Regions from separate parts of the Homo sapiens genome. Here region 2 is linked to region 1. A link is a loop called in an ENCODE intact Hi-C map of the cell type or tissue named here. Cell type or tissue: HCT116. All regions are shown on one strand. Each heading gives the region's core, and the rest is flanking DNA. Links, peaks and the distances in the headings are about the cores only.

Region 1 (5,375 bases), core at 313-5,312:
ATGGGCGTGAGCCACCACACTTAGCCTGGCTTTCACTCTTGCCACCCTACAATCCTTCTCCTCTCAGCAGTCAGAGTGATACTTTACAAATGCAAATCAGACCTTATCATGTTTCTGCCCCAAACTTTCCTACAGTGTTTTATTGCCCTGGACAAAAATCAAAGCTTTTTTTTTTTTCTCTAGGCATGTGCTCTAACCCCCGCCTAGTTGTCTGACCTCCTCTCCTCTCATGCTTCAGTCACACTTTCTGTTTCTCTAATGCCCCAAGCACCTTCCCACCTCGGGGCCTTTGCATCTGCCATTCCCTCTGCCAGAAACACTCAGTTCCTAGATCTGCACAGCCAGTGGCAGCGTAAGAATTCAAACCAGCTGGGTTGGCCTCTCTCAGCACATTGCTTTGCTTTATCTGCCCTATGATATTTATCACCATCTTCATCTTATTTACTTATTAGGTCATTATTAGACCCCCTCCCACAACAAGAGTGTAAGCCTCATAAAAGCAGGACCTATGTCCTTGTTTCCCACTGTGTCCCCAGCATTGAGAACAGTGAATAGTAGATGTTCTACAAATGGCTGTGAATAAATTGATTGGCTCAAGAGACAAATTAGACACATACCTCACTCCAAGTAAGTTAAAAATCAAGCTTATGACCACGTGATCTCCTCAGTGAACACAGATCATCCTTCCTCCTCTGCTCTTGTGCCCTCTACTCCCTCCCCAGTTCACCTCCCAAATCTGATCACAGCTTCTGGTTTGAGTTCCTTGCTCCACCCCTAGAGTAACCATTGCAACACATAAATCTATTTTCTTCTGCTCCTCCACCTTCCCAAGATGCCAAGAGGAAAGAAGCGCAGGGGGAAGAAAGTGGCCCCGGCCCCTGCTGTCATGGAGAAGCAGGAGACCAAGAAAGTGGTGAATCCCCTCTGTTAAGAAAAGGCCTAAGAATTTTGGCACTGGACATCCAGCCCAAAAGTGACCTCAGCCGCTTTGTGAAATGGCCCTGCTATATCAGGTTGCAGCGGCAGAGAGCCATCCTCTATAAGTGGCTGAAAGTGCCCCCTGTGATTAACCAGTTCACCCAGGACCTGGACCACCAGCTACTCAGCTGCCTAAGCTGACCCACAAATACAGACCAGAGACAAAGCAAGAGTAGAAGCAGAGGCTGTTGGCCCAGGCTGAGAAGAAAGCTGACAGCAAAGGGGACATCCTCACTAAGAGACTACCTGTCCTTCAAGCAGGAGTCAACACCGTTACCCCTTGGTGGAGAACAAGAAGGCTCAGCCAGTGATGACTGCATGTGAACAGACGTTTGGTTGCCAGCCTGCTGCTTCCCGCAGAGAAGAGTGTGCATGCTAGGCCGATCACCTCTCAGCAGGTAGCTTGGAGACAATGGGCCTAACCATTTTGAGTAGCACTTGACATGACGAGGATCCCATCGAGCTTGTTGTCTTCCTGCCTGCCCTGCATTGTAAAATGTGGGTCTCTGATTGCATTATCAAGGGGAAGGCAAGACTGGAACGTCCAGTCCACAGGAAGACCTGCACCACTGTTGCCTTCACACAGGTTAACTCAGAAGACAAAGGAGTTTTGATGAAGCTGGTGGAAGCTGTCAGGACTAATTACAACGACAGATATGATGATATCCGTCGTCACTGGGGAGGCAATATCCTGGGTCCCAAATCTATGGCTTGCATTGCCAAGTTGGAAAAGGCAAAGGTTAAAGAACTTGCCACTTAACTGGGTTAAATGTACACTTTCATTTTCTGTACATAAAAATCATTAAAATGATACAAATTCTCCTTCAAAAAGAATTTTCCCTCTTCCCTGCTTAAGACCTATCGATGTCATGCATGCACTGATTTCCACACTGGGGTCGGCAGCTTTTGATGGTTCCTTAGGAATCCAGAGGAGGTGGGGGATGGGCAGAGCAAGTGTGGTTCCTAACTTCACATCCCCCCAACCCCTACTGCCAGAGAAGCCTTACTTGTACCAGGTGTACAGAGAGGCAGTCCCATAACCTTGAGATGAAGGTCAAGGCTTCAAAGCCAGGCGGCCTGCATTCAAAACCTGACTCTGCATCTTTCAAGCTTCATGACCCTGGCCAGGTTACTCGCATTCTTTGATCATTAGTCTCCTCATCTGTAAAGCGAAGCTAATGTTGTACCTGCCTCCTAAGGGTTGTTGGGAGGAATAAATGAGTTCATTCAAATAAGGCGCTCAGGACCATGCCTAGCACACAGTAAGTGCTCGCTAAGTGTTGGCTACTATTGTCAATTACTTTTTTTGATTTTGCTTTTGGTTTTCTTGGTGACAGGGTCTCACTCTGTCACCCAGGCTGGGGTGCAGTGGCGCAATCTCAGCTCACTGCAGCTTTGACCTCCAAGGCTCAAACAATCCTCCCACCTCAGCCTCTGGAGTAGCTGGGACCATAAGTGCATGCCACCACACTCCGCCAACTTTTGTATTTTTGGTCGAGACGCAGTTTCGCTGTGTTGCCAGGCTGGTCTCAAACTCCTGAGCTCCAGCAATCCTTCTGCCTTGGCCTCCCAAAGTGTCGGGATTACAGGTGTGAGTCACTGCACCTGGCCTATTAACTACATTTTCACACAGGAATTTATTTCCACTGATTAAAAGCGGGGAAAAAGTGAAAACCATTGGTTTTCATACTTTACATTGCAATTATTGCTATGCACCTTCTATATTTGGCTGGGAATCTCTTGTGGGGTAAAGACCAGGTTTCATTCAGTGTCTCTGACACCTTGGAGATGCTGCATCTAGCAGGCCTTCAATAAACACCCATCAAGGGAGAAAGGAAGCCAGGCAGTGAATGCGCCCCTGGCCTTAGCATGTCGTGCTCACTTATCTCCAGCAGGTGTCGCCCTTGTCTCTGAAACGGCCGTCTGGGCCCTGCTCACTGCTGTCCAGGCCCACTGACGGTCCGATGAGACCTGAGGACGCCGTGGGACCAGCAGATCCGAGTTGTTCTGCGTCGGGGAGGAAGGAGGCCCTGGGAGAGGTGCGAAAAACCTCACCAGAGCAGGCCACAGGCTGCTTGGAGCCTCCAGGCTTGAGTTCTACTCCCAGCGGGGGACACCAGGAGCGCCCATTTCCTCTCTGAGCCTTGGTTTCCTCCCCTCCAAAGCGGGGGCAATCCTGCTACGACGGGACATCGGGATGTTGTCAGGCCACACCTGACAGTTGATAGGCGTTGGATTTGCGGTTTTGTTTCTTTGTTTTTAAGTTGCACCTCCCAGGGAAGTCCAGGGGCATCTCCAGACTTCCCCAACACACGGATTCTGCCTCTCTGAGGGACGGCGAAATGAAAAACTCAGCAGCCTGGAATTCTGAGAAGGGAGAAACCAGGAGTGAAGAACACATGGAGCTGCGTAGGTTCCTACGGAAGATGCCAGGAGAGCCAGTGGTCCAGGGAGACCACACCTTGGACACACTCTTCTGCGCTGGCATGAGCACATCCGGGTAGGCTGCAGGTCTCTTTTCCTCAGAGGCAGACGCGCTGGAGTTACATGGATAGGGAGATGGAGGTGGCGCTCCTCTGTCACCGCAGTCCCCTCAGCCTCCTTGGCTGTGGCTCAAGCAAGTCCCTTCCCCTCTCTGGGCCTTTCTCTCTGTCAAATGGGGCTGGCCTGAGTCGGGCATTTTCAGGCTTAGCAGTAGAGGCCTGACTCTGCCACACCCAGTGGGGAAGACAGACACGGAGGCAGACAAAGAAAGCCGTTGGAGCCTAGGATGACAGGACAAGGACCTCACTCCCTTGGCCACCCCTCCACTGTGGTGATCCTAAGTGGCTCAAACCATGGGCTAGCTCTCCAAGGCTCTTTTTTTGAGAGGGAGTCTCACTCGGTCACCCAGGCTGGAGTGCAGTAGCGTGATCTCGGCTTACTGCAACCTCCGCCTCCTGAGTTCAAGCAATTCTCCTGCCTCAGCCTCCTGAGTAGCTGGGACTACAGGGATGCGCCACCACACCCGGCTATGGATTTTTTGTATTTTTAGTGGAGATGGGGTTTCTCCATGTTGGTCAGGCTGGTCTCGAACTCCTGACCTGGTGATCCACCCGCCTTGGCCTCCCAAAGTGCTGGGATTATAGGCGTGAGCCACCGCACCCGGACCTACAAGGCTCTTTCTAAGCACAAGTCTTCATGACACTGCAGTCCTCTTCCCGGTTCACCTCAGCTGTCCTCCCACAGGCCTCGCCCCACATCCCTAGGCCTCCAGGGATGTCCTATCTCCCTGACCTCTCCCCACACTCACAGGCCCAGGGAATGTGAGGTTTGGAAGGGGGCCCACGGAGGGGGCTGCCGGCTTCATCTATCACCGGGATGGATGGGGAAACTGGTCCAAGGTCCCATAACTCCCAGGGCAGAGCTAGGTCCTCCCTGACAATCTGCACCCCACCTCTGACCCTCAGACAGAGCCTCTCTCCAGGCCTGCATGAAAGCGGGCCAGATGTTCGTGGGTGCTGGGCTTAGTGTCAGGGCCAGCGGGAGGCTGGCCCGCCCCACAAGGTCGCCGCCCTTGCACTTCCCCTCCCAGCAGCTAATTAGCTCCAGGCCAGGTCCACCAGAGCTCCCAGGATGCTCCTGAGCTGGGACCTCACCCCGCCTGCTGAGGTCACAGCCCCCCCTGCCCGCCCTTGCTTCTCTTCCAGGCTCATCTCTCGCCCCTCAGACACCCTCCTCCTTCGCTCCCCTTTCATTCCACAGAAGAGGGGCAAGAAGCTCCGAGTCGAGATCACACAGCAACACAGAGGCAGAGCCCGGAGGAGACCTGCCCCAGTTCTCAGCCCAGCGCACCCACCCTTCCCACCCGCGGATGGTAACCCGCAGGGTGGGTGACGGTTCTACTCCTGTCTCCACCACCTCCCAGCTGCGTGACCTTGAGAAAATTACTTCCCCTTTGTGACCCTCAGTCTCTTCATCCCTAACAGGGATAATAACAGTCGTTGATGATAGGAATATAATCATCAACAATATTAAATGTCCTCAACACGTGAATATTAAATGAGATAAAATGTATAAGCACCCAGCACCTTACATACATATTGCTAGATCCTTTCTTTTCTCTCTCTATCTCTTTTTTTTTTTTTTTTTTTTGAGACGGAGTCTTGCTCTTGTTGCCCAGGCTGGAGTGCAGTGGCATGACCTCGGCTCACTGCAACTTCTGCCTCTCGGGCTCAAGCAATTCTCCTGCCTCAGCCTCCTGAGTAGCTGGGACTACAGGCACCCGCCACCATGCCTGGCTAATTTTGTGCGTTTTTGGTAGAGACGGGGTTTCACCATGTTGGCCAGGCTGGTTTCGAACTCCTGACCTCAAGTGATCTGCCTACCTTGGTCTCCCAAAGTGCTGGGATTACAGG
Region 2 (5,375 bases), core at 208-5,207, 190 kb after region 1:
CCCCACTCTCAACCATTCCCCTGCACTTAGGGAGAGACCATTTTAGAAGTTTCCTTGTTTTTGCTATCAAGAAAACATAATATGTGTCCCACCACAGGAAAAGGAATACTGCAGGCTCCTAGTCATTAACGACCTAGCATGAGTAAGAATATATTCTGTTTTGTAGGGCATATTTTGACAGGGGCAGAGTAAGAGAGAGCTGAAAGCCTAATTGAGGAGGTGAGGGCTCCCAGAGAAGAGAAGCGGGCCCAGAGCTCTGAGGCTGAGCCAGTTTGCACAACAAGGTCTGAGGTCCTCAACCACACAAACGTCAATCGTCTGCAGGCAACTGGTCACTCAAGGGAGCTGGGCCCCAGCATGCTTCTGGAGTGCCCCTTCCTGCAGGGAGCACTGAGGAGACACAGCTCGTTTGCCTGATTAAAGCATGCTTCCAAAATTAATCTATGCCATAAAGCCATGGATTTCATGAACAAATGCCCAGGAGTTATGAAGCAAAAAAGTATTACATAAGAGGGTGCATTGTAATGCCCACCACATGTTAAAACTGTATCTGTATGATACATGTATGCATATATGACTGTACTATAATGAACATTCATTCACCCTTGTCTTAGTCACAGTATCTTAATTTTTCTCTGGAAATACTTCTTCCCCACTCTTGGGCCGGGTGCTTTTTATTATTTATTATTACTATTGTTTTGAGTCAGAATCTTACTCTATGGCCTAGGCTGGAGGGCAGTGGTGGGATCATTGCTCACAGCAGCCTTGAACTCCTGGGCTCAAGCAATCCTCCCACCTTAGCCTCCCAAGTAGCTGGGACTACAGGAACAGGCTGCCATACCCAGCTAAGTTTTTCTATTTTGTTTTTTTGTAGGGACAGGGTCTCACTATGTTGCCCAGGTTGGTCTCCAAGTTCTGGGCTCAAGAAATCCTCCTGCCTCAGCCTCCCAAAGTGCTGGGATTACAGGTGTGAGCCACCGCACTTGGTTTCTTTGTTTGTTTGTTTTGAGACGGAGTCTCACTCTGTCACCCAGGCTGGAGTGCAGTGGCGTGATCTTGGCTCACTGCAACCTCCACCTCCCAGGTTCAAGTGATTCTCCTGCCTCAGCCTCCCAAGTAGCTGGGACTACAGACACCCGCCACCACACTCGGCTAATTTTTGTATTTATGTGGAGATGCGGTTTTGCCATGTTGGCCAGGCTGGTCTCGAACTCCTGACCTCAGGTGATCCTCCCGCCTCACCTTCCAAAGTGTTGGGATTACAGGTGTTAGTCATGGCTCCTGGACTAAATCTTGGTTTCTATTGCACACAGCAAAGTTGGTACATTTTTACATACACATCTGCCTGCATAGCCAGCCCCAGATCACAATATGAAACGTTTCCAATCCTCCCAAACCCCCAGGTTCCCTCCTAGTTAATTCTGCCCCCACTCCCATAACAGAGTTGACCACTATTCTGACTTTTACCACTTAGATTTACTTTTTATCAGGCCATGTGCTTCCGGTCCACTGGAGTTGATTTCATGCCTCATTCCCGAGCATGTGACTTGCTCCTGGCCGATCAGAGCACCACATCCCCCTAACCTCAGTGCCGGGTTCAAGGGGTGACATGTGGCTGAATTGGGCTGAAACTGGCCTGCTGGCAGTGACAGGCACTCTTCTCCACTGCGATGAGGGTAGAAAGATGAGATGGTGTCTTTACCCCTGGAGCTGTGGGAGGCCCCATGTGGAGCCAGGAAATAGAGTCAGAAGACCCGATGCCAAGGCTGAGAGATAGAGAGAAACCAAGTCCTGGGGATAATGTTGGAGCCCTTCGATCAAGCTGCAGTCACATGAGCCAATAAAAATCTGTTTTGCTTAGGCTGTTCTGCTAAAGAATGAATTTATATATATTATATATATAAATTTTTGTATTTATGTGGAGATGGGGTTTTGCCATAGATAGATAGATAGATAGATAGATAGATAGATAGATAGATAGATGCACCAAAAAAAAAAACTGAAAGAATAGGTATCAAATAAACATTTAATCATAATCCACCCCCTTATTTACAACAACTTATGGTTTCCTTTGCTTTTAACATCAATCTTGCCATGTTCTTCGCAGCCCTACCCCAGCTGCCTCCTGCTGCCTCACTGTGAACCAGCTCCTCCTGCTACACCCGTCTGCTCCCTTCTGCCACAGGGCCATTACATATGCTGTCTCTTCTTTCCTGAACACTCTTCCCTCCATTTTCACATACTTAACAGATCCCAACTCCAGCTTCACTCCCTCCACAAAGCTCTCCCAGACCTCCCTGTCAAGGCCTTTTTCTCTAGTTTTATGTCTTTATATCTCTCCTTTTTAGTGATTTTATATTTCTTCCCTTTTCAACTATGCGCTCCGTGAAGGCACACACAACATCTGTGTTTGCTCACTATTGCCCCCGAGTGTCTAGGACAGAACCTGGCACTCATTCGGTAGGTTTGAAAAAAAGTACTATTAACCGTGGTTGTGGGGTGGGGGGGATACAATATGGAAACACTTTTACTTTCTAAGTCATGTATATTTCTGTAATGTTCTACTTTTTTCAGAAGTACTTGTTTCTTTTGTAATCAGAAAACAAAGATTTATTTTTAAAACAATGAAAAATAATGTTTTTTTCTTCCCCCATGGAGATCCCTTTGGCCAGAGGTATTTGTTCCACCATCAAAATATATGAGAAATGGCCTCATTTAAGTTTTGCTCCCACAGATTTTCCTGAAACCTTTGGTGCTTTTTACTGTGTCTCCTCTAAGGAGCACCTCCAGACAATTGTATAAATGAACAAGCAGCCAAAGAATATGAACAGAAAGACTCAGAAGAGAGTTAGTCTTCCATATTGGGATTTCCCCCCTTCAGTGTAATACTCAACGTTGTGATTTTTACTGTATGCATCCAGGAAGTCATGTCTTCTGCTAGGAAAATGATTCCTGATTCACATGATGGGATTAAAGTGCCAGTGATCCCTGGAGCTTCTCTGTGAGCTCCAGGACATCCAGGTGCTCAGCCACCTGGTCACAGCTGAGAATAATGGTGCTCTGCCAAAGTCAGGCAGAGGGGGCTGGATGTCCCCTGTGTCCCAGTGTGCATGTCCCAGCCCTGTGGCTCACTCCCTCTGTGATCTTAGGCAGGTACCTCTGCTCTCTGGGCCTCAGTTTCCCCATCCATAAAATAGGGAGGAGGGATTTGGTCAGTTTCCAAATTTCATTTCGGCTGGAAGTCCTATTTCTCTTCAAACAAAATCGGAAGCAGACGTTCAATATAGAAACAGATAAAGCAGAACTTCTTTGTGTTTGAAGTGGAAATGGGGAACTGAGATGTTTTCATTTGCCACCTCTTTTGCCTGCCTGACGGCCCCACCCCCTGCAACACTTGTATGTGTGTGCACACATGTATACATACACACGCGCACATGCACATACACATGTGCACACATGCAGCAGCAGATTTGGGGACACCTCTACAGAGGCACGAGGGAGCAGAGCGCATTCTGCAACTTGCAGACTAGACCATCTCTAAACCTTCTCCCATCTCTGACATGCCATGGATTCTGATTTTGTTTATTTGGATAATATTTGTGCCTGATTCCTGTCTTGCCTCGAGTGTGTTTTAATTCACTCATTTCCTCAGCGGATATTTACTGGTCAATGAAAAGGCCTAAGTGCCGGGGATTATGCTGGGGTTACCGCAGCACCCCAGCTGAGCACGGCCTACCCTCATGGAGCTTTTACAGTCCTTAGGAGGAAATGAATTACCAAACCACCAATGGCAGAGACTGTGCATGACAGTGAGAGCAAGCACTGTAAAGACAGACTCCGAGGTCCTGGAGAGCACATAACCCCAGGGCTGGGCTGAGCCCAGGCAAGCAGGTGACATTCCAGTAGAGATCTAAGGAATAAGGAGGGGAAGGGGAAAGGAAGAACATCCAGAGAAAAGAAACAGCGTGTTCCAAGGGCCTGAGTCCGCAGCTTAGCACATCTGGGAGCAGAAAGAGGGCAAGATGGCTGGATCCCAGTGTACGAGACAATAGGGAAGCTGAAGGATGGGGGTGTTAAGGAGTCTGAAAGGGAAACCCTTGAAAGAAATGTGAGCCTGGGAATGACATACATTCAGCAGATTTATTGAGCTCCTACTGTGTACAGTCACTGTTCTGGACCCTGGGGATAAAACAGTTAAAAAAAAGGCTGGGTATAGTGGCTCATACCTATAATCCCAGCGCTTTGGGAGGCCGAGGTGGATGCATCACCTGAGGTCAGGAGTTCGAGACCAGCCTGGCCAACATGGTGAAACCCCGTCTCTACTAAAAATACAAAAATTAGCCAGGTGTGGTGGCATGCTTCTGTAGTTCCAGCTACTTGGGAGGCTGAGGCAGGAGGATCTTGAACTCGGGAGGTAGAGGCTGCAGTGAGCCAAGATCATGCCACTGCACTCCAGCCTGGGCGACAGAGCGAGACTCCATCTCAAAAAAAAAAAAGACAAAAACTTCTGCCCTCGTGGAGTTTACATTTTAATGGTAGAGGGAAAGACACAATAAACAAAATAAAAACAGATGAGTTGTCAGAGGCAGAGGCAGGCAAATCCAGGCTTTCACAGAGCCTGAAGTGATCTCATATAATGTCAGGGTAAGGAACTCTTTAAGATTAAAAAAGAATAAAAAATTGTAAATATCAGTTGAGGTGCAAAGCCTTGGAAGCTACCAGTGAGGGGTCCTGAAACTTAGGAATCATCAGCTTGCTGGAGACTCCACCTCTGGTCAGAAGGTGATCAATGAGATGAAGAAAAATCAAGCACTGGGGGCAGCCGGCCTTGGGAGAATTGGGGGAGGGGCAGCACTTGAAATGGGGTAGACAGACAAGGCTTCTTCATTGAGAAGGTGACCTCGGGGAAACCTAGAGGAGGTGAGGGAGCCACATGGATATTTGGGAGAAAAGCATTCCAGGCAGAGGTGTTGAGCTGGAAGCCTGCCTGGAGGAGGCCAGAATGGTGAGGAAGAGAGGGGAGGAGACAGTCCAAGACGTGGCCTGGGCCAGTGGGATCAGACTAGCATTCTTGCTTGCAAGGTCATCCTGACCACCATAAGGATCCCAGGCAGCAGAAGTGGAAGCCCAGAGACCAGGTACCAGCCAGGCTCATTCCAGGGAGGGATGCTGAGCCTGAAACCCTGCACAGGCCACAGAAACAGAGATAAGGCAGCTTTCCAGAGCTACTAGAGGGTGCATTCAGGGCAACTTCTCAGCACAGCTAAGGAGTGGCTGGCAGAAAACAGGAAAGAGGGAAATGGGAGAAAAAATATCAGAGCATGCAAATCTCCTGCATCATTTTATTCTCACCCAAAGGAAAACAAATTGCCAAA

Evidence for each region. Hi-C counts contacts between places; a loop is a spot of excess contacts. Peaks named below come from ENCODE experiments on the same cell type or tissue, not always from the same donor. Only the 100,000 strongest peaks of a DNase experiment are listed, where the experiment ranks them.
Region 2: it touches region 1 in a loop (9-fold over the local background); 2 of 110 quality-filtered maps call a loop at or near these places.

The regions. Positions count from the first base shown.
Region 1 is chr11:44,536,151-44,541,525 of GRCh38, reverse strand. It overlaps the pseudogene RPL7AP79. Among named protein-coding and RNA genes, the nearest start is that of CD82, 27 kb to the left of the region's middle. RefSeq lists an enhancer at 1,125-1,731 and a silencer at 2,842-2,901. In HCT116, for the core only: a CTCF peak has its summit at 2,863 (motif pointing right); a DNase peak (open chromatin) is centred at 2,905.
Region 2 is chr11:44,349,149-44,354,523 of GRCh38, reverse strand. No RefSeq gene overlaps it. Among named protein-coding and RNA genes, the nearest start is that of ALX4, 42 kb to the right of the region's middle. In HCT116, for the core only: a CTCF peak has its summit at 2,412; a DNase peak (open chromatin) is centred at 2,434.